Linked DNA regions of Homo sapiens: all the other regions are linked to region 1. Evidence: chromatin contacts called from ENCODE Hi-C or POLR2A ChIA-PET data. All regions are on one chromosome and are shown on one strand. Each heading gives the region's core, a stretch centred on a gene start or an enhancer-like site at or near the end of the contact. The rest is flanking DNA. Distances are from core to core; before and after follow the strand shown.

What was found. Hi-C counts contacts between places; a loop is a spot of excess contacts on that map. ChIA-PET counts read pairs that join two places held with the same protein, here RNA polymerase II (POLR2A). Pooled maps may share reads with other maps.
Region 2: a map with no recorded cell type shows a loop between it and region 1 (11-fold over the local background). The contact joins two enhancer-like sites. A Hi-C loop is called at or near these places in 4 of 37 single-sample maps with no recorded cell type and 2 of 50 pooled maps.
Region 3: a map with no recorded cell type shows a loop between it and region 1 (8-fold over the local background). The contact joins two enhancer-like sites. A Hi-C loop is called at or near these places in 2 of 37 single-sample maps with no recorded cell type and 2 of 50 pooled maps.
Region 4: a pooled map shows a loop between it and region 1 (11-fold over the local background). The contact joins the promoter of ERO1B here to the enhancer-like site in region 1. A Hi-C loop is called at or near these places in 1 of 37 single-sample maps with no recorded cell type and 7 of 50 pooled maps. POLR2A ChIA-PET finds 5 or more read pairs at or near these places in 1 of 52 experiments (activated CD8-positive, alpha-beta memory T cell).

Annotation. Positions count from the first base shown.
Region 1 is chr1:235,009,434-235,014,378 of GRCh38, reverse strand. No RefSeq gene overlaps it. Among named protein-coding and RNA genes, the nearest start is that of LINC03108, 31 kb to the right of the region's middle. RefSeq lists enhancers at 1,606-1,785, 1,996-2,065, 1,732-2,232, 2,183-2,477, 2,076-2,665. Within about 2 kb of position 3,123, at least 26 of the 41 ENCODE cell types and tissues checked have a DNase peak (open chromatin) inside an H3K27ac peak, as active enhancers do.
Region 2 is chr1:236,155,159-236,160,615 of GRCh38, reverse strand. All of the region lies in intron 1 of GPR137B (G protein-coupled receptor 137B), which reads right to left. Among named protein-coding and RNA genes, the nearest start is that of GPR137B, 15 kb to the right of the region's middle. RefSeq lists enhancers at 291-340, 431-880, 981-1,030, 3,725-3,834, 4,035-4,094 and a silencer at 1,996-2,045. Within about 2 kb of position 4,012, at least 5 of the 41 ENCODE cell types and tissues checked have a DNase peak (open chromatin) inside an H3K27ac peak, as active enhancers do.
Region 3 is chr1:233,670,401-233,675,314 of GRCh38, reverse strand. It overlaps KCNK1 (potassium two pore domain channel subfamily K member 1), which reads right to left. Exons shown (of 3, transcript NM_002245.4): 3 at 2,801-4,044. The coding sequence ends at 3,785. Among named protein-coding and RNA genes, the nearest start is that of MIR4427, 49 kb to the right of the region's middle. Within about 2 kb of position 1,459, at least 4 of the 41 ENCODE cell types and tissues checked have a DNase peak (open chromatin) inside an H3K27ac peak, as active enhancers do.
Region 4 is chr1:236,280,135-236,285,277 of GRCh38, reverse strand. It overlaps ERO1B (endoplasmic reticulum oxidoreductase 1 beta), which reads left to right and starts at 3,320. Exons shown (of 16, transcript NM_019891.4): 1 at 3,320-3,596. The coding sequence starts at 3,495. RefSeq lists enhancers at 992-1,141, 3,726-3,925 and silencers at 2,976-3,565, 3,606-3,655.

The sequences.
Region 1 (4,945 bases), core at 1,874-4,373:
GACTGTGAAAACCATAGTTCCTGGTCCCCATAAACTCTTAGTTTTTCATCGAATAATCTACCAGACGTGGTGTGGCTAAGGGAAACCCAAGAATGCCCAAGGGAGAAGATGTTTTAGAGGTGGAAATAAGAAAGTTATTTCAGTAAGAATTTGCTGCATACTAAATCATCGCAAGTCTTAGTGACTTAAAACAACAATGCAATCCCAGCACTTTGGGAGGCCGAGGTGGGTGGATCACGAGGTCAAGCGATTGAGACCATACTTGCCAACATGATGAAACCCCATCTCTACTAAAAATATAAAAAATTAGCCGAGCGTGGTGGCGGGCACCTGTAGTCCCAGCTACTCAGGAGGCTGAGGCAGGAGAATCGCTTGAGCCCAGGAGGCAGAGGTTGCAGTGAGCCAAGACAGCACCACTGTACTCCAGCCTTACAACAGAGACTCCATCTCAAAACACAAACAAAAAAAACAAGAATTGATTGTTTTCCTGATTTTATGAGTTGTCTGGACAGTTCTGCCGGTTTTGCTTGGGCTCACTAATGTGACTGCATTTAGTTGAATGCTCAGCTGGGCCGGAAGATCTGAGATGGCCTCTCTCATGTGACTGGCAGCTGGTTGGGGGACATCACTTCTCCATCTGCCCACCCCTCTTCCAGTGGCCTAGATCAGCTTCCTTAGATGGTTGTCTCTGGGCCACATTCCAAGAGGGCAAAAGTGGAAGCGGCAAGGGCTAGCCTTGGAAGTCACACACTGTAACTTTTGTTAAATTCTACTGGTTGAGGCAAGTCCCAGGCTAGCCCAGATTCAAGGGGTAGGGACATAGACCACAACTCTTGATGGGAGTAGCAGCTAAGTCATTGCCAAGGGATGTGCTTAACAAAGTAGGAGGAATTTGTGCCCATATTTTACAATTTCTTGTAGCAAGAAACCAACATTTATTGGATATTTACTGTGTTGCAGGTACTGTATAGGTACAACACATATATGAGTCCATTTAATCCTTATGGCAATCCTGGCAGGAAGGCCACTGAAGCAAGAGAGGTCCGGGGACAATATGGCCTTCCAAAGGACCCAGAACCAGTGAGGGGAAGGCTGACATTCAACTCCAGATTGGTTTTTGTTTTCATTTTTCTCTTCCTCTTGAATGCTGAGACTGGTCCTGCATCTGTGATGTATGGAAGAGGGATTCAGTTGGCTTTGCTAAGCAGTGTTTTCCTCTCCCCCGCCCTTCTTCCCTTCTTTTCAGATTTAATGAATTTCTGGCCTTCTTTGAAGGTTTTCTGGGTCACATGCTTTCTAGTTGCTATTGTGGAATAGTAAATGAGGCCTAGTTTTGCTTGTGGCAGATCCTGCTCTCTGGACACAGAGTTCCTGGTGGAGCAGTCTAATCTGGGTTGCTGGGTTGGTCGATGGTCCCCCAGACTGACCCTTCTGTCCCTGGGGTTGTCAGGGATTTTCTTGGCTGCAGATTCCTGCCCCAGTGGAGGCAGCTCTGAGCAGGCAAGCAGGAGCTAGCAGGCCTGTGCATTCTCTGAATGGCCAGAAGGGTCCTTTTGAAGGTTTTTCTTTATTTTCCTGAGTGTGGCCACCAGTGGAGTGTCCTGGAGAGCCCCAGGGGTGCAGTTCAGCAGCAGGACAGTCAGTCCCCCATCGGCATGGAGATGGAGTGTTCTGTGTGTGGATTGACCCTCTGGCGTCGTTGTTCCTGTTCAAACATTGCCTGTTTCTCTAAGGGGAAACATGAGCATTGGCGTTTCCTTTCTGGGTTGGAGGTGGAGAATTTCATCCCCACCCTACTCTGCGGATTCATTCCGTTTTAGTTGTCTGGCTTTGCCCGGGGCAGAGGCTGCTGACTGGTGAAAGCACCCTCTGAAAGCAAGTTTTTTGTTTTCTACTGTCCTCTGACCTTGGGACGGGCTATGATAGTCCTCAAAACCCTCACAAGCATGGTTTCCATGAGAGCCTTGCAACATTCCCTTGAGCCGGGCAGGGCAGGCAGCCATGTGGACATTTTAGAGATGAGGAAAGTGGGGCTGTGGCCAGACTCTTTGCGGCCAGACTCTTTCTGGCCAGGTTGTTCCACCTGGCTCTCCGGCTCGAGTCTGTCCAGCTTTCAGTCCTGCTGGTCTGTCTGCATAGGGGCTGCTTCTAGAAGACCAGGCGAGAGGATGTGGGTATGAGGGAGGAGCTGAGGCGCACAGGAAGAGCAGATGGCCTGTCTCTCTCCAGTATCTGCTAGTCACTACCTGGAAACCAGCAATGATGATGTAACCACAAGCATTATTCAGTGATGGCCGCCTTCCTTGTGTGGGTGGGACCGCAACACCGCCTGGGCTGGGGAATCCCATTGGTGACAACACAGCATCCTTTTGAGCTGACGCGGCAACAGATGCCCCAGACCAGCTCTGCGTCTGACAGCATCTCTGTGAAGCGTGTGCAGGGGACAGCAGACATCAGAGCTCTCCTGTAAATCACCTCCGCAAAGGCTCTTTGTGGTCGATTCACTGATGACTCATTTATAATCTGGTTTCAACATTGTGAGTCAAAATGCACCACTTTCATTAAAAATAACATTCACTGGGGTCTAACGGCTTTCTTTTTTCTGTTTTTTACTGTACTGTGTGGTTTCTGGATGGGAAGCTGTCAGATGGCAGGCGAGGTGTTCCGAGGGACTTGAGCATAATCGTGCAACGACTCAGGTGTGGATTGAACAAATAGTCCCGAATACCTGCTGTGGGTCCTGCAGACTTCTGGGCCATGGAAGTGTGTGGGTAGTCGGCGTGGGTGTGTGTGGGGGTGTGTGCAAGTATCAGGATCACCTGGGATGCTTGTTAAAAATACAGATTCCTGGGCTTCACCCCATATCTCTGAGGGTGGGGCCTTGTCAAATTCCTCAGGAGCTTTTTAGGTACAATAGAGTCAAGAGCCTTGACTCTGGGTGAGAGAGAATGGGAACTCCCTTCAAGCAGACCCTCCCTACAAACGGAGCAACCAGAGGAGAGGCAGGTCGACTGCAAGGCTGAGAGGGGTGGATGGGGGAGGTGAGAGAGGAAAAGGCAGGGGCGGGGGAACACCCGAGGTGGAGCGGGCCAACAGAGTCCCCATGGGAGAGTTGACTAAAAGCCCCGGCTTGATGCAAGGAACCCACAGTCTTTCTGGTTTGGGGACCAAATCTTGGGCATCCCCTACTTCCTTGGTTAAAAAAATTAAACATACAGAAACGGTTTAGTGGGCATTCTGCAGGGTAAAAAGCCCCTGCTGCATGGCCATGTTTTTATATTTTATGTTCTTTAGCAATGTTAGAAACTTCACTGGGAAAAGCACTTTAAAAAGATATAGTTGAGGGGAATGGGACGTGGGGAGTTATTGTTGAATGGGTGCAGAGTTTCAATTTTACAAGATGAAAGTGCCTGGAGATGGTTAGCGGCGATGGCTGTATAGCAGTGGGAATGCATGTCACACCACTGAACAACGTGCTTAAAAATGGTTACGATGGAGGCCAGGCACGGTGGCTGACACGTGTAATCCCAGCACTTTGGGTGGCGGAGGCGGGCTGATCACTTGAGGTCAGGAGTTTTGAGACCAGTCTGGCTAACATGGTGAAACCCTGTCTCTACTAAAAATACAAAAATTAGCCAGGCATGGTGGCGGGCACCTGTAATCCCAGCTACTCGGGAGGCTGAGGCAGGAGAATCACTTGAAACCCAGAGACGGAGTTTGCAGTGAGCTGAGATCGCACCACTGAACTCCAGCCTGGGTGACAGAGTGAGACGCTGTCTCAAAAAAAAAAGGTTAAGATGGTAAATTTTCTGTTATGTGTATTTTACTTACTACAATTTTTAAAAAATTGGAAAAAGAAAGATATGGTTGAGTCTGACTTGGATGAAAGTCTACAGGCCTCCTGCTGATGGTCTCAGCGGCTCCTGGGAAACTACCGTTTGTTTCAGCCATCTGTAACTTGATTTGTTGTTCAGAAGTTTGCCAAGACTTCTCCATGCAAAGCCAGGTGTAAGTTTAACCTGAGCCACGTGGGTCCCCCCACCTTTCCGCCTCCGATGGATCTTCTCTCCAAGGGCTCCGGTGCTCAGGCCCTCATAGCATGGGAAATCAGAAGGGATGTTTGGGTGGGAGGCTTGGCATGGAGGGTGGACATTTTGCTACAGATGGCCTTGCCCTCACGGAAGGCCATTGTTATTCCGCGTCTGCCCCCTGGCCGGGTCCAGCCACCTGAGCCTTCCTGAGCTCCCAGCTCTCAGTTGCAGCCAGCGCCCAACGCCTTCCTGCGGCACCTCCACAGACCTCGCCTCTTTGCCCTGACTCCTCTCATTCTCTGTTTTCCAGACTATCCCCAAGCCCTGCCTGTGGCTGCCTCCTCCCTCCATAGCATCCCTGCTCTGCCATGGCTCCCCTATTTGGGACAAGACCTTTGTGTGGGCCTCAAGATGTAGGCAGGTCTCTGCTCAGTGGCCCAGCTTTTGGTCGACACCTGCAAATGTGTCTAAAACTCATCTCAACCTCTTCCCCAACACCAGTCTTCCCTTTGATCCCACCCTCCATCTGCTCTTCTCTCAGCATTCCTGAGAGTTTCTGCAAGTTGCCCCAGCCAGAAACCAGGGTGCCAGGCATCACTCTTCCTGCCCGGTTCCCAGCTCCCACCAGCAGTGCCTCCTTGGCAGCTCTAGAATCCCCACTGCCTCTGGTCTAGTTCATGCCTCCATCACTTCTTCTCTGGACCACTGCAGTAGTCTCCTAAGTGACTGTAGCCATCTGAATAGTGGCCCCAAAGATATCAAGTGCCAATCGCCGGAAAACAGTGAATGTTACGCTACGTGGGAAAGTTTTTGCCAATATGATTAAGTTAAGGAATTCAAAAAAAATTATAAAATTGTGATAAATATATAACATAGACTTGACCAGTTTATTCATCTAAGTGCAGAGTTCAGTG
Region 2 (5,457 bases), core at 2,763-5,262, 1.1 Mb before region 1:
GCAAGAAAGAGGTTATTCAGGGGGTCCAGACCTTGTTTTTAAGATGGGGAGACCTGAGCATGCTTGTGGACAGACAGAAGGAGCCTGGGTCCCGAGAAGGGCAGACAGGGAGAGGCAGGAGGCAGGGAAGGGTGGAGGGCTGAGAAACTGAGGCAGCAAGGAGGGGTCTGAGGGAACATGGCAGGGACAGCCATGGGAGTGCCATCTGCCTAATGACAGGGACCCCGGGGAAGTGAGGTTGGGTTGGAGAGTCCCAGCTGCTTCTTGGGGAACCCGATCAGGAACTGAATGGTGGTAAATGAGCCCCACTTCCTTTCCCTCCCCTTCCTTGGGCTCCACACAGCCTATGAAAACACCGGGGTTTTTCAGGGCTTCCCCCGTTGTGGCAAGAAGGATGGGAGGACAGGGGAGGGGAGCAGAATCAGGCCTGAAGGAGAAAGAAGAAATTGCAGCAACTTTGATCAGAAACCCTGAAGTTTGTCATCTGGTGAAAATAAAGCATTTCTCCCTAATGGCAAATTCCTTTCGGTTTTAGCATCGTTTCTTCTGCTTTTGAAAGTCCCACCTAGAACCTCAGAACCTAGAATAGATCTGGGGATGACGCTGTGGGTGATGCTGGCTTTTTGACTTGTTGAAGGCTGAGCCACGGCTGGGAGATGTCCCCAGCTGGCCGCTGTCAGGCGCTGGGGAATGTTCGAGAGCCCTCATGGGCTTTCCGCACCACCCGCTCCCACAGTGGGCCAAGGCCTCCTCATCCCGGACCTGTGGGCGACTTGTGCCCCCTTGGTAACCCAGGCCTTCACCCCATCCTTTCGGATGACACAGGAAGGCCTAGAGCTCTGCATGTGACGTACTTGTTTCGACAGAAGCATAAAGGCCTTTGAGCAGCTGCTGGACTCTGCCCCCTGCCCTCATAAATCAGTCTGTTCACGCGTCACTGATTTGTTCCCACCCTTTGAACTCCCGCTTGCCTATTTTTTTTCTTTTCTTTTTTTTTTTCCTGCAACCTCTGCCTCCCAGGTTCAAGTGATTCTCCTGCCTCAGCCTCCCGAGTAGCTGGGATTACAAGCACCCGCCACCATGCCTGGCTCATTTTTGTATTTCTACAAATACAAAAAGAGACGGGGTTTCACAATGTTGATCAGGCTGGTCTTGAACTCCTGATCTCGTGATCCGCCTGCCTCGGCCTCCCAAAGTGCTGGGATTACAGGCATGAGCCACCCCGCCAAGCCTATTTTTTCAACTACTAACTCAAGTTGACATTTGCTGTCTTACAATCTTTCTGTTTGTTTGTTTGTTTTTAAGAGGCGGGGTCTTGCTGTCACCCAGGCTGGAGTGCAGTGGTGCCATCATAGCTCATTGCAGCCTCCATCTTCCTGGGCTCCAGGAATCCTCCTGCCTTAACTTCCTGAGTAGCTGAGACTATGTACAGGTGCAGCCCAAATGCCTGGCTAATTTGTCTTATTTTTTAGAGATGATGTCTCCCTACATTGCCCAGGCTGGTCTTGAACTCCTAGACTCAAGTGATCCTCCCATCTCGGCCTCCTGAGTAGCTGGGTTACAATCATTTTTACTAATGTCTTAGTGGTGTTTCTGGCAGAAATGTCCCCTGCTATTCTTTGTGGGTATGACAGTGTCTCCTGTGCAGTCAGCAGAACTCAACAGAAGTCACCTCTGATGTCCCTGGAGGCAGTGTCTCTGATGTACCAACAAAGCACTATGCTTCCAACCTGCGCTTGATTCAGAATCTCTGCAGCCATTTTACTTTATAAATCCTCTCCCCTAAGCCAGGACCCACATCTGGACACCCTAGTGTCTCCACTTCTGTGCCACCACTCTCTGGACACTTCATAATCCCCCTATCCTTAAAAGGGGGTGCATCCTGATCCTAGCTGCCTGTGGGCTGAGACTCCTGAGGAGACCCTCGCAGTAACTGAGGGGGACTGAAACTCTTAGTGCACCAAGCACAGACTCCTGACTAAAGAAACCAGTCTCTATCACACACGCTGGTTCAAAACGTATGTATGCAAATTCATCTGAAAATGTTACAAATGCATGGCAGGTTGAAACTTTATATTATAAAATAATTTATGTATATACAAAGAAATAACAGCAAATACTCATGCACCCAGCACTCCATCCTTAATACTTTGCCACGTTTGCTCCAGCTATGTTTTGTTTGTTTGTTTCTGAGACAGAGTTTCACTTTTGTTGCCTAGGCTGGAGCGCAGTGGTGCCATCTCGGCTCACTGCAACCTTGTCTCCCGGGTTCAAGCGATTCTCGTGCCTCAGCCTCCCGAGTAGCTGGGATTATAGGCACGTGCAACCACACCCGGCAAATCTTTGTATTTTTAGTAGAGACAGGGGTTTCACCATTTTGGCCAGGTTGGTCTTGAACTCCTGACCTCAGGTGATCCACCCACCTCAGCCTCTCAAAGTGTTGGGATTACAGGCATAAGCCACCATGCCCAGCCCCAGCTGTGGTTTAATAAATAAAAATGACACAGCTGGAGCTCCCAGCCTGCCCCCTCCTGGTGCCATTTGCTCCCAGGAAAGTAATCACTATCCTGAATTTGGTGTTTTTATGGCTAGGCAGGCTTTCACTAGGTAAATCTGGATTCGTGAAAGATACAGAGTACCGTCCAGTATGGTTTTGCACTTTATATGAATGCATTAATACCTTCCATAACCTTCTGCAGTTTGTTTATTCCCTCATGACTATGTGTTTGGAAGGTATCTATGTTGATACACACAGTTCTAGCTCATGCATCTTCACTAAGGCACAGTGCAGTTGGCCCCTGGGCAGCATGGGTTTGAACTGCATGGGCGCATCTATACATGGATTTTTTTCAACTGAATGGGAATCAAAACTACGATGTTCTCAGGACGTAAAACCTGAATATAAGGAGGACCAACTCTTTGTACATGCAGGTTCTACAGGGATGTGAGTATGTGGGGCTCTGAGCATACTTGGGGGTCCTGGAACCAGTCCCCCACATATACTGACAGACGACGCTACTCCTATATAACAGGCCACAACCGGTAGCCCTCTCTGACAGAGGGACACAGAAGGATGGCTAAGTGTGTGGAATCGGGCCGGGCACAGTGGCTCACGCCTGTAATCCCAGCACTTTGGGAGGTGGGGGAGGCGGATCATGAGGTCAGGAGATCAAGACCATCCTGGCTAACACGGTGAAACCCTGTCTCTACTAAAAATACAAAAAATTAGCCGGGCGTGGTGGCGGGCGCCTGTAGTCCCAGCCACTGGGGAGACTGAGGCAGGAGAATGGCGTGAACCAGGAGGCGGAGCTTGCAGTGAGCAGAGATCGCGCCACTGCACTCCAGCCTGGGCGACTGAGCGGGACTCCGTCTCAAAAAAAAAAAAAAAAGTGTGGAATCTGGAGCTGGCTTACCTGGGGTTGAATCCTGGCTCTACCAATTATCAGCTGTGTGGCCTTGGAAAAGTCACCTGCCTGCTCTGTGCCTCAAGTACCTCACCTGTAAAATGAGACTAATAACACCAGCCACCAGGTTTTCCTAAGCATTTGGTGAATTAATAGACATGTAGAGCACCTGGACAAATGCCTGCCGCCTAGTAAGTACCACGTGGGTGGCTGCAACCCCTGCTGTTGGTATTATTAGTCCTCATCTATGTTCGCAAACCATGATTCTAAACGCACAGCTACTAAACTGTGACCACAGATGCTATCCTAACCATAAAAGGAACTTTCATACTGAAAAAGGTTAAGAACCACTGACGCATTCGATATTTGCTCTCCTGGTCCCTCTGCGCTACCCACTTCCTGATATATTGGGGAAATTATGCAAACCCCAGGGCCCTGGTCTCCCCAGGCAACAGTCATTAGTCAGCTGCTTCAGTCTGTTCCCACATGCTGAGCATCCTCACTCAGCAGAGCAGGGTGACAAGACAGTCGGTCCCCGAAATCCAGACACCGGAGTTCTCCTTTCTGCAGGGTTCCCGGAAGACACACAAGGCGGCTCTGCGGCGGGGAGGGGATCTGCATTTGAGGCTCAGTCTCCAAGACAGTGCGAGCAAGGGCGGGGCCTCTATGCCTGCGTTAGGATGTTCTTTTCTTCCAAACGTCAGCTGTGGGCTATAGGTCCAGGGACTCAGGACCTGGATAACCACCACCACAGCCCCACTCATAGTCCTGTGTCCGTGGCAGTGAAGGTAACTGGCCAGAAAAGGCAAGCAAGCACGCTGTCCATGCCATAAAGTTCTGGGAGGCGGTGGCCTGAAGCCAAGGTGTGCCTGGTCTGTGTCCCAGGCTGGCCAGGTGTGAGAGGGGTCACTGGAATACATGGTCAGGTGTTCACCGCATCACCTCCCACCTTTGACTTTGGCAAGCATGTGGCCCAAGAAGCTGGTCCTGCCTGCTCCTGGCCTCGTGCTGGCCCTTGGAATGTGGGCCCCCCAGACTTCAGTGAGCTTCTTCCCACGTGATCAGAAGCCAACCATAATTGCTTCTCTGGATTTCCATAGACCTCGGAGCTCCCTGGATGTGTTTGCAGCCTTCTCCAGCCCTCCTGAGAGCTCCGCTGCATGGTCCTGTTTGGCTCACCTGGCGCCTATGATCCTTCCTCAGGTGTATGCATGTGTGTTTGCGCGCGCGCGTGTGTGTGCATGTGTGTGCGTTTGTGTATGTGTGTGCATGTTTGTGCATGTGCACCCCACAAGGCAGGAGCTCAGCTCCCACCCAGGATGTCCCTACCTTGGTCCTCACAAGGCATTCCTCATTTCATAAGTGATAATGGGATAACAGTCTTTACCTTTATAGATAAAGGGCATCTCCACTCACTGTCCCCCTTCCCAACAGCTCCTCTTCTCCTTCCTGTTCCCAGCAGCTCAGCTCTCCGGGCAGCAAGCACCTCTCCCCTCCTCCACCCCTCCATCGGCTCACGAGAGCCTCCCTGAGCCTCATAAACTGAGCTTCACTCCATCCAACGGCGCCAACACAGGCTGGCCACCCAGAAGGCAGAACTCAGGGTGGCCCTGAGCCCCCACATTGATAAGTCAGCCCAGCAGGCAGCCCGCGAGGAGACGGGACTCTAGAGAGCACACCTCCCACCCACACCCTTTGCGGCTCTCCAAGTCAACCTAAAGCCACACCAAACGCCGTCCTTCAGTCTCCCTGCTTTTCTGAATTGTCTCTTGTCCCCTGAGCACCTGGATTCAGGGGTGAGGCTGGTCAACCCTCAGGAACCTACTTTGTTGGTTCCTGGTTAGCTCCATCGACCTTTCTAGGCCTCAGTGTCTATCTGCGAGGTGAAAGCATTAGGACAAATATTCATTAAGCTGCTTCTACTTTGACAGCTCCATGACTTGAAGTTCCTTCCCAGGGACAGCCCGTGTCAGCCCGTGTCCTCCGCCCTGGAAGCCCCGCAGGAATAGCTGCGGCCCGGCCGCTTCAGCCACAGAAGCGCACGGACCTGCCC
Region 3 (4,914 bases), core at 210-2,709, 1.3 Mb after region 1:
TGAAAAATACTTTAAAAAGCATTTTTATTTACTTCTGGGTCCTTTACTGCACTCCAAAAAGCTGAGTTTGCCTGACAGTACATATTAGATAAGAGAGATGTTAGGAAAATTGACTTCAGCAATTTTACATCTTGCCTCACACAAAAGGCTTTGATGCACCAAATTTCCACAATGTAAGACCCTTGCAAAATAAAAAAAAAAGTCACAATAGGAAAATCTCAAACATGCTACAGAGACAGATTTAAAAAGTTACTTGGCATAGTCAAATAAAGTAAATGGTATACTGTCTCATTTCAATTTCAACTATAAGTTGCTAAGAAACTTTTGTTTCTAAATTTGCCATATATACATTGCTGAAACTACATCCTAAAGGGACTGCCTTCCTAAATTGAGGATATCAGTATTTATCACAGCTCTTCCCAGCATGGAGGCTTTAACAACAACAAATACCAAAATAAATGTATTATGCCAGACAATCAGGAGGCTCTGCTCTCACTGAATTCTGAATAAGAGACAGATAATACTGTTCTAATTCTCCAACATGTGCTTCTGCCAATTTAAAACTTTTCTTCTTTGAAACAAATAGCTGTTTTTAGTAAGAGGTCAGTGTACTTTAAAGAGTTAAGAAGGTTTTGCATTGCCTATTTCCGTTATCTTGAGGTCTCCAGATTTGTAAATATCTCCTCATTCATTTTCCAAAAGGCCCATAAAGCTGGTTTGGAGAAAGTATGAGTGTGATTTTTTTCTCAGGTAAAAAAAAAAGTGACCCCATGTCAGTAATCTAAACATTACTCGATTTTTTTTGAAGTCAGACCAAATTTCTGTCTTCAGAAAATGTTTCTTTTTTCTCCCACTTGTCTTCTTCAACTTTTGAACAAATACTTTCAAAATATCTTGGTGGCATGACTACTATAGAAAGAAACCAGTGTCATAAATGGAGTGATCTGGGCTAAACTTTATCTGTCCTGGGAATCTTTTACATGATTCATTTAGAGACTACTCCCACCCCTTGGTCTCTCTTCCCTTGGATTTCTGAGAGCTTAGGAACTCCCACTCTGAGATACTCTGTGTTCTCTCCTCACGTGGAGTGTATCTGCTACTTTGAAATCAACATCCCTACCAGACACGTGTCACATTTAAGTTCACGCACAGGACCATGTCCTGGAATGATAAGGCTTTCTGCTGCTGTTCTACCCTGAGGGCATTCCGCAGGCATCTTAGGAACTCAATCTTGAAGGCTCAAGCTAAGCAAGTGAGTTCAGCTTGTACTCATCACCCAGAATTCTCTAGTAGTCACTTTTACCTCCAACTTCCCACTCTCTCGCCTCCAACTAAAGGGTTCCCAAGGTCAGTTCTGGCTTAGCTACACTGTTCATCTTCCACCTCCTTGTCATGCCTGCAGCAAGCCGAATTTCTGTTCTCTGAGAGGCTGACCCAGAGCTCCTCCTGGGTGACCAAGCTCGCTTCTCCCTGGGGACCAAAGGGCAGCATCATCGGCCAAAGACAAAAAGAAACCCTGGGGAAGACATCCTCCCTTACTTTCCTGCCTGCTAGGGTGGGGGCCGAGGCAAAACTTGCTCCTACTTTTCTACTTTGCCCTTCACATTAACAACAATCTGAAGGGCATTAAGGTTTAATGTGTTCTCTGCGGATTCAAACGAGTTCCTAAAATTAAGTACTACACTCTATTACTTATTAATCACATCTGATTCAGAAGTTTTTCTTCACGTACTTCCTCATTTTCTGGACTTTGAACTTCCCTCTCATGTTAGAGCCAAGCAGCTGTAGCAAACTAGCCATTATTTTTTCCTGCATTGCATAAAATAGAATAACACTCTCCAAGTGTAATCCAGCTTCTGTGATTTATATTGATGAGCATCTCAGGACTCTGCTCCACACCAAGGCTTGTGACCATCGGAAATGTTGCAGATCCAGTTATGGCAGGATGCATGCCTCTATTCTCCAAGGATTCTCTATTCTACCCTTAACCAATGATCTGGCCTCATGACAGCAGTCTTCTATTGCAGGGACATGGTCAGCAGGGAGGAAATATGCTTACGGGGCAGCACACTTGGATTCCTCTAAAAATCATATACTATCCCTCTAAAATCACCTATATTTTTCCATCTCCCTGTCCTCTAATCAGTAAGATATTTAAGCATGTGAACCCCTATTGAGATATTGGACAATCACTCTGTAATTCTTTCTGTGTGCATGGTAGTTAATAAATGTGTATGCCTTTTCTCATTAATCTGCCTTTTTGTGAGTTGATTTTTCAGCAAATCTTCCGAAGGGTAAGGGGATGCTTTCCCTTTGCCCTGCAGTTGGTAATAATTTACTCATGGCAGCACATGGTACAGAAGGTAGAAGGTTACTGAGCGAGTGACCCACTGTCAGGAGACTGGCCCGCGATCAAAGTGCTTGGCTGGCTCATCAGAGGGCGCTGATTTTGCACTGATTTTTACCAGCCCCTCAACCACCAACTCCTGGGCAGCCACCCATGGGAGGTAAGGCTCCATTGCGGGGGTCAGTGGACATTCATTATCACACAGGGGCTTTCTCATTTTCTTTTCTAAAATCCTTAATATAATAGTATCCTGTGTACGTCATCTAAATGTGACCTTTATGTTTTCTATGAAGGACTATATATATATATATACGTATATATATATATATATATACACACATATATATATATATACATATGTATATATATACATACATATATATATGTATATACACACACATATGTATATATATTCTACATAGAGGCACACTTCTGATATATGAAAGCATAAGATTACAACCAGCTGTGATTTTTATTTATTTTAGCTTCTAAATTTAAAATTCTCAGATTAATGTAACATAATCTGTTCATTTAGGGATTCGTGTTTAAGTTCTATGCTTTAGTGCTAGGTGGCTGCAAATCACAATGTACTTTCAAAACAAAGTATCTTAACCTTTTAATAAATCCTTTTCATAACCTGTTCAATTCAAAAAAATGTTTATAAACATGTTAGACATCTGACACCATTCTATCGCAAGAGGGTAGAAACATTTATTGCAGCAGAATACTATGGTTATTCACTCTCAAGTTTATTATTCCCCTTATTTTATTGTAGCAACTCTGGATTCTTTAGTATAAAGAGAAATCAAAAGAAACAAAATATCTATAGTCTTAGTTTCAGAACTACACTAGGATCTGGTGACCTAAACCATATGTACAGAATATAAACATATTTATACTTTATATGTACATAGTTAATGGTTACCTATGCATTATAAATAGTAAGTTTAACTTAGATTCTACAAAAATAATCATTTTGGGTGGGTACATGCAAACCAGTACACATAAACCTATTTATAAAACACATCTCTATGCTTTTTTTTTTTGCTTCTAAATATAAATTTTGCTATTTAGCCATCAGCTAAATGATCTAAATGCAAACCCCAAAGTTTCCAGTTAAAAGTATAAAATCTGCTTCTAACCACAGCAGCATACTGCTTCAAGTATTCTCCTCCTATGTAAGGTCGAGATAATTTTGTCACATATGAATTTTAGGTGGACATCTCATTTCCTCACATATTAGACATCCTGCTGGGGTCACAGCTTCTTTGTTCCATTTGTCTTTTTTTGTTGTTTTTTAATAAGACATTGCAAACAGTAGCTATTTCTTAAAGTGACATAATTTTCGCTTTTGCATTCTGATAAAAATGAACATACTTAAGCCTCTTCCTTGCACCCTGACCCTGGTGCTCTAGCATAATGCAACAAATCCTACGCTCAATGGTTTGCAGGGCCATCCACGCAGGCAGATGACTGGGTGGCCACAAAAGGCTCATTTTGCTTCTGGTCCTCTTTCATGCCAGCTGCCTGGTCTGTGATCGAGGAGAAGGACAGTTGGTCATGCTCTATGATGTGCACCTGATCCTCGTCCTTGTCCTTCTTCACATAGAACATTTTTCTGAATTTTTTCAGCTCATGGAGTTCACAGAAGGTTTCCAGAACTACCAACATGGCAATAAGGCCAAGTAGCAGGTAACCTGTGTGAGAAACAGGACACTGTCTTAGTGTGATCTCAACATGGATAAATCAAGTAGCGAGTGATTTACCTCCCCACCTCATGCCAACACAGTGTTTGTTAAGGAATAAACTCATTGCCAGTTTCTTAATTTTTAGAAGTGTTTTTAAGTTCATGGTTCAAAGAGGAACTACCCATTATTAAAGAGTGAAAGACAATGAAGAATGATTTAACCTCCTATGAACTTGGATTAGTTAGAATCACAGGCTGCAATTTTTGAGAAAAAAAAAATACTTGGGGCTGATGTGGCATTATTAAAGACACATAACATACTGCACTTACCCAAGTGTGATATTTTATGCAAGGAGGGTTTGCCACCTCTGCTTTATAATCAGTGGCTCACAAAAAGCCAGTGATGTTTTAGAAAAGTTTTTGTTTTATCATGGGGTGCTCGGAAGATTTTAAGCACTCAATACTCTTACAATTTCTATTATAGAATAAGAGTTTATAATAGAAATTGCAGTCTTAAATGCTATGGTTTGGCTGTGTCCCCACCCAAATCTCATCTTGAATTCCCATGTGTTGTTGGAGGGACCTGGTGGGAGGTAGTTGAATCATGGGGGTAAGTCTTTCCCCTGCTGTTCTCATGATAGTGAATAAGTCTCACGAGATCTGATGGTTTTAAAAAGAGGACTTCCCCTGCACACATTCTCTCTCTCTTTGCCTGCTGCCATCCATGTAAGATGTGACTTCCTCCTCCTTGCCTTCCACCATGATTGTGAGGCTTCCCTAGCCACATGGAACTGTAAGTCCAATTAAACCTCTTTCTTTTGTAAATTGTCCAGTCTCGGGTATGTCTTTATCAGCAGTGTGAAAACAGACTAATACACTA
Region 4 (5,143 bases), core at 2,071-4,570, 1.3 Mb before region 1:
GGTGAAACCCCATCTCTTCTAAAAATACAAAAATTAGCCAGGTGTGGTGACACACTTCTGTAATCCCAGCTACCCTGGAGGCTGAGGCATGAGAATCGCTTGAATCTGGGAGGTGGAAGTTGCAGTGAGATGGCACCACTGCACTCCAGCCTGGGTGACAGAGTGAGACTCTGTTTCAAAAAAAAAAGAAAAAAGAAAAGAAAAAGAAAGTAGTAGTTTGTGCAACTACCTCTGGCTCATTTCTTGTGGTCTGTAGGACTGTGAATCAAGGTGCTCACATTCTACCTGCAAGCTAACCTCCAGAAAGAATGTGAATTTTGATAGGAGGGACAGAAGACTAAAAGCGATGGGAATTGATAAGTATAATGGCAATGCCCTAGAAGAGACTGTTCAATCATGAGTTGTACTCTAATTTAGAGTCCCTGAATTCTGTCCTGATGGACTTACCTTTCTAAAGGTGTGTGGTGAAATCTGCCTCAGTACTGTAAGCAATTTGACATTTTTTTCATTTGCTATTTCAAAAAAAATTAGAGCTAGAGCTGATTTTTGTGGCGTGCAATCAAAGGGGTTTAGTGTATGCACTTTCTTCCTGTTTCAACTTCTAACCACAGCCTTAGGAATGGGAAGGTTCTAACTGAACATCATCTGCAGGAAGCATGGGTGATAGCACATCCCCAGGGCCTCTCACAATGCTGGTTTCAGTGTAGCTGATTTTAGGGAAAGCAGAGGTAAATCAGTCAGAATGAGAGAACAAAGAGGAGGGCTGCCTGTTCACAAAGAAACAACCCCGTCATACCACTCTTAACAATGAACACTAAAACAGATCATGACAGACACCACTTTAAGTGAGTCTTGGTATGCCCCTATTTCATGACAAACACCTGCTATTTCCAATTTCACTCACCAAGAAAAATCTCATTTGTCCCTAGAAGTTATGTGTAAGGCTTCTGAGCTGAAAACAAAAGCAAACGGGGAGGTTTGTTACTGTGACTTTCTGGATTAGGTAACTAAGAGGACAAAAGCTATCTGACCCCTGTCTGCATTAAAGTTCCCTGTCCACTTTGTCTCTCTCTCTTTTTTTTACTCCACCCCCGAACCCACTTTCTTCCTTTGTTCTTTAATAACAAATATTTCAAGCCTCTGGAAAGCCATGAATTCTGCCTTTGATATCCAGGCACTAGAGAGAGTCCTTAAAGAACCCGAGATTTTATAATAGGAAAATTTATAACCCACAATTTAAAAAAAGAAGTTTTGCATAACAAAATTCCAGGAAGTATGTGTTATTGACAACCTCAAATACAGCACAGACAAGGAATCTTTTAAAAAGTCTACCAAACTTGATAAAAAGTTTCTCTTATCAAAAGCACATTTATATGAAGGGAAGAAGGCAGTGAGCAGATAGGAAGTATAGGTTTGGAAGAGAAAAGGAGACATGGAAAAGTAGCTGGAAAAATCAAGCAACAATTTTTTTTTTTTTTTTTTTGAGACAGAGTTTCGCTCTTGTTGCCCAGGCTGGAGTGCAATGGCGTGATCTCAGCTCACCGCAACCTCCGCCTCCTGAGTTCAAGCGATTCTCCTGTCTCAGCCTCCCAAGTAGCTGAGATTACAGGCATGTGCTACCTTGCCCGGCTAATTTTGTATTTTTAGTAGAGACAGGGTTTCTCCACGTTGGTCAGGCTGGTCTCAAATTCCTGACCTCAGGTGATCTGCTCGCCTCAGCCTCCCAAAGTGCTGGGATTACAGGTGTGAGCCACCACACCCAGCCAATTTCTTTTTGCTTTTAAGCTAGGGAAGATCTGGACAGTTTGGAGGCAGAAGGGAAAGAGTTGCTGGAGGGGAAAAGGACAGGCAGGACTGGCTTCATGGGCATGTGACCTATGCAGTCAGCCACCCCAGGACCCTGCATTTGGTTTAATGCTCTGCTGGTTCTGAAAGGTATAAACCACTATGTGGTAGGCTGATTAATGACCCTCTATTTATAAATCCTCATCCTAATCTCTGGAACCTGTGAATATGTTATCCTATATGGCAAAAGGGACTGTGCAGATGTGATCAAGTTGAGGATTTTGAGATAGGATGGTCTGTAACCAATGTAATCACAAGGGTCCTTATACAAGAGAGACAGAAGAGTTAGGGTCACAAGAGAAGGCATGTGACGAGGGAAGCAGAGAGAGTGAAGGAGATGTGAAGTCATGAGGTAAGGAATGCAGGTGGCCTCTGGAAGCTGGAAAAGGTAAGGAAACACATTGTCCCTGAGAGCCTCCAAAAGGAACACAGCCCTACAGGTCCATTTTGGACACCTGATCTCCAGTACTATAAGGTAATGAATTTCTTTTGTTGTATGCAACTAAATGTGTGATAGTTTCTTACAGCATCAATGAGAAACTAATACACGCTACATAAACACAAGGGAGATGTATTACTCGTTTTGTAGAAATCAAAGGCATTAATAAAACTAATAGCAGTTACCATTTATTGAGTGCTTCCTAGGTGCTAGGCACTATACTCAGCTCTTTCTGTATCTAATCTTATGTAGCCCTAGAACAAGATATGAGGTGGGAATTAAGGCCCAATAACTAGCTAGAATGTTTTAGAGTTGGGATCTGCGCCCAATCTATGTCACTCTAAGTTTTTTTTTGTTTTACCCCATCCCCATATTTCATCATAAGCCTTTGGGTTTGTCTTCATTCTTTAGCATGCGTTATACTCGCACGTGTCAACCTAGGAGTCGGGCTGGGGCGGGGCAGGAGATGACATCCACATCTAGGGTGCATGAAATTAAAAAAGAGCCGAAGCCATCTCTACAAGTCACAGGTAGCTTACATAGGCACCCACAGCAGATGTGAGGCTACAGAAAAATGAATGAGACAAAGAATACGCTTCAGACCGAAAGTCAAAGATCCCGCACCGTCCGTTCCTAACTCGCCCGCGTACTGGGTGAATCCTAGAGCCTGGCGTCTGCGAGGACTCCAGGAGCGACAGCAGGGACCGACGCAGAGAGGTCCTCAGCCTGGTTTCCCGGAGAAGAGGTCGCCCCGCTTCCCCCGCCCGCACCCCCCGGTGTTTTGGAGGCCCGCGTGGTCCCGCCTCATTGGCCGCCGCGGAGCCCGAGGCCTCGGGGAGGCGGGGCGGCCTTCGCAGTTGTAGTTCCCGAGTCCTCTCGTTCAGCGGCTCCGCCTTCCTGCCGCGGCGCCTAGGCGACCGCCCAGGACCACAACTCCCACAAGGCCCCGCGCTTGGGGGCGTGGCCGAGGAGCCAAGCGAGCCGGGGGCGGGGCCGCCTGGGGGATGAAGTGGGGGCGCTCGCCTTTCCTGCCTCACTCGCAGCTGCCGGGTGTTGGGGAAAGAGTCGCCTGCCTCCGGACTGGAGTGCAGACCTCTGACCCTGGAGTCGCTCGGCCGCTGGGAACCGTCCCCTTGGGTCGTCGCCTGGGCCGCCCGTCGTTCCCCGGCCCCGAGGGGTCCGGCTGGCCGCGGTGTGGGTAGAGGTCAGCATGAGCCAAGGGGTCCGCCGGGCAGGCGCTGGGCAGGGGGTAGCGGCCGCGGTGCAGCTGCTGGTCACCCTGAGCTTCCTGCGGAGCGTCGTCGAGGCGCAGGTAAGCCCGAGTGATAGCGGGCCGGGAACCCCCGGCCGAACACCCGCGGCCGCTACACACGGGCCGCGGCTGTGACGCGGGGAGGGCCGGGCAGGGCCGGGCCAGAAAAGAGGTGATTTCTGGCGAGCAGAAAACCCGGGGAGCAGAGACCTGACCGTCCAGTGCGGGAAACATCTGCGAACCGCCCGCAGGGTGGGGGGACGGCGACACTCCGGGTAATGGCAGTCAAAAGAGGAAGATGGTGACGGTCCCCCTGAGCTGTTTTCGTTTTTTCCTCTCGGATGTGTTAAGCGGCTGGGAGTGTGGCGGGAGATGGGACGGGCATGAACCACCTCGGCTGTCTTGCGAAGGGAGCGAGCGCCCAGAGAAACGGTGACGTCCTTCCCTTCAGGAGTTAGTGAGGGAGGGAGACTGAGAGTTGGGGGCACTCCGCAGACCCCCGAGGCCCCGCCAGGCGCAGGGGATTGGGAGGGGGCAAGACTTCACTCGAACTGTCGGACTAGAGCTTTCTGGGCTTTTACTCTTCCTCGAGCACCTTCCCTTGCTCAAGATTGCTTTATTTTTACCCAGCTGAGCTGTGTCTGCCAAGTGGCATCGCCAGGTAAGTCCCAATACGAGACTGGGGGGGTCTGAGTGGGGCGTTGTGGCTCGTGGATGGAGGCTCTGGCTCTGGCAGTCGTGAGGTGCTGGCTGGTTGTTGATGTGAAGCGATGATTACAAGTGTTCTCAGTGTGCTAGAAATCTGAGGCTTAGCTGACCAGATCCTTTCGCCTTCAGAGAGGTGTTTGCTTCTATTCAGTAGAATTTGAATTGATTGCCAGGTGCTGCTGCTTGTTGTCTGCACCTGCTGCAAGGAGGCAGCACTGCTGAGGGCCAAAAAAATAAAACGAAGGTCTCAGGTGGCCTGATGATGAGGGGAGATGTCATTTGAAGCAATTAGTGCTCATCCAAGAAAAATTGAAGGTGACTCTGAGTGTAACCGTGAAAACATGTTTTTCTGAATTGAGTCACTTTATTTCATGGTTTTATGGTGCCCTGCACTAAATCCCAGAGTGCCTGAATAGTCCGTTTGTGTCTGTGTTTGAACCATAAAAATAAAAGGGGCAAATTTTTGGTATTGGGGAACATGTTAAAATGCAGATTCTCTGGCCCTACCTCCACATGTATTGATTGGATCTGGAATATGGCCCAGATATCAGCATTTTAAACAAACATTGCAAGTACAGTATAACTGTAGCAAAGTTATCTTTTGACTACCTCTTGGACCTCACTTGGAAAACACTGAGATGGAATAGATAGTGGTAATCTGGGCAGACTTACTAAAGTAAATTTTCCAAATTGTCTTTGGCAAAATTATTTTCTAGTCACTAGTTGAGTGTTTCTGAGTGAAATTTACAATTCGATATTTTTCTGAAATGAGAGTTCCCATTTTCTCTTTTTATATAGCACATATTAATTTATGCTTATCTGTCTAGAAACTTCATTTTAAATTTTTTTCATTTACCACTAATTATGTGTAATTAATGTTTTATAATTTCACCTGTATT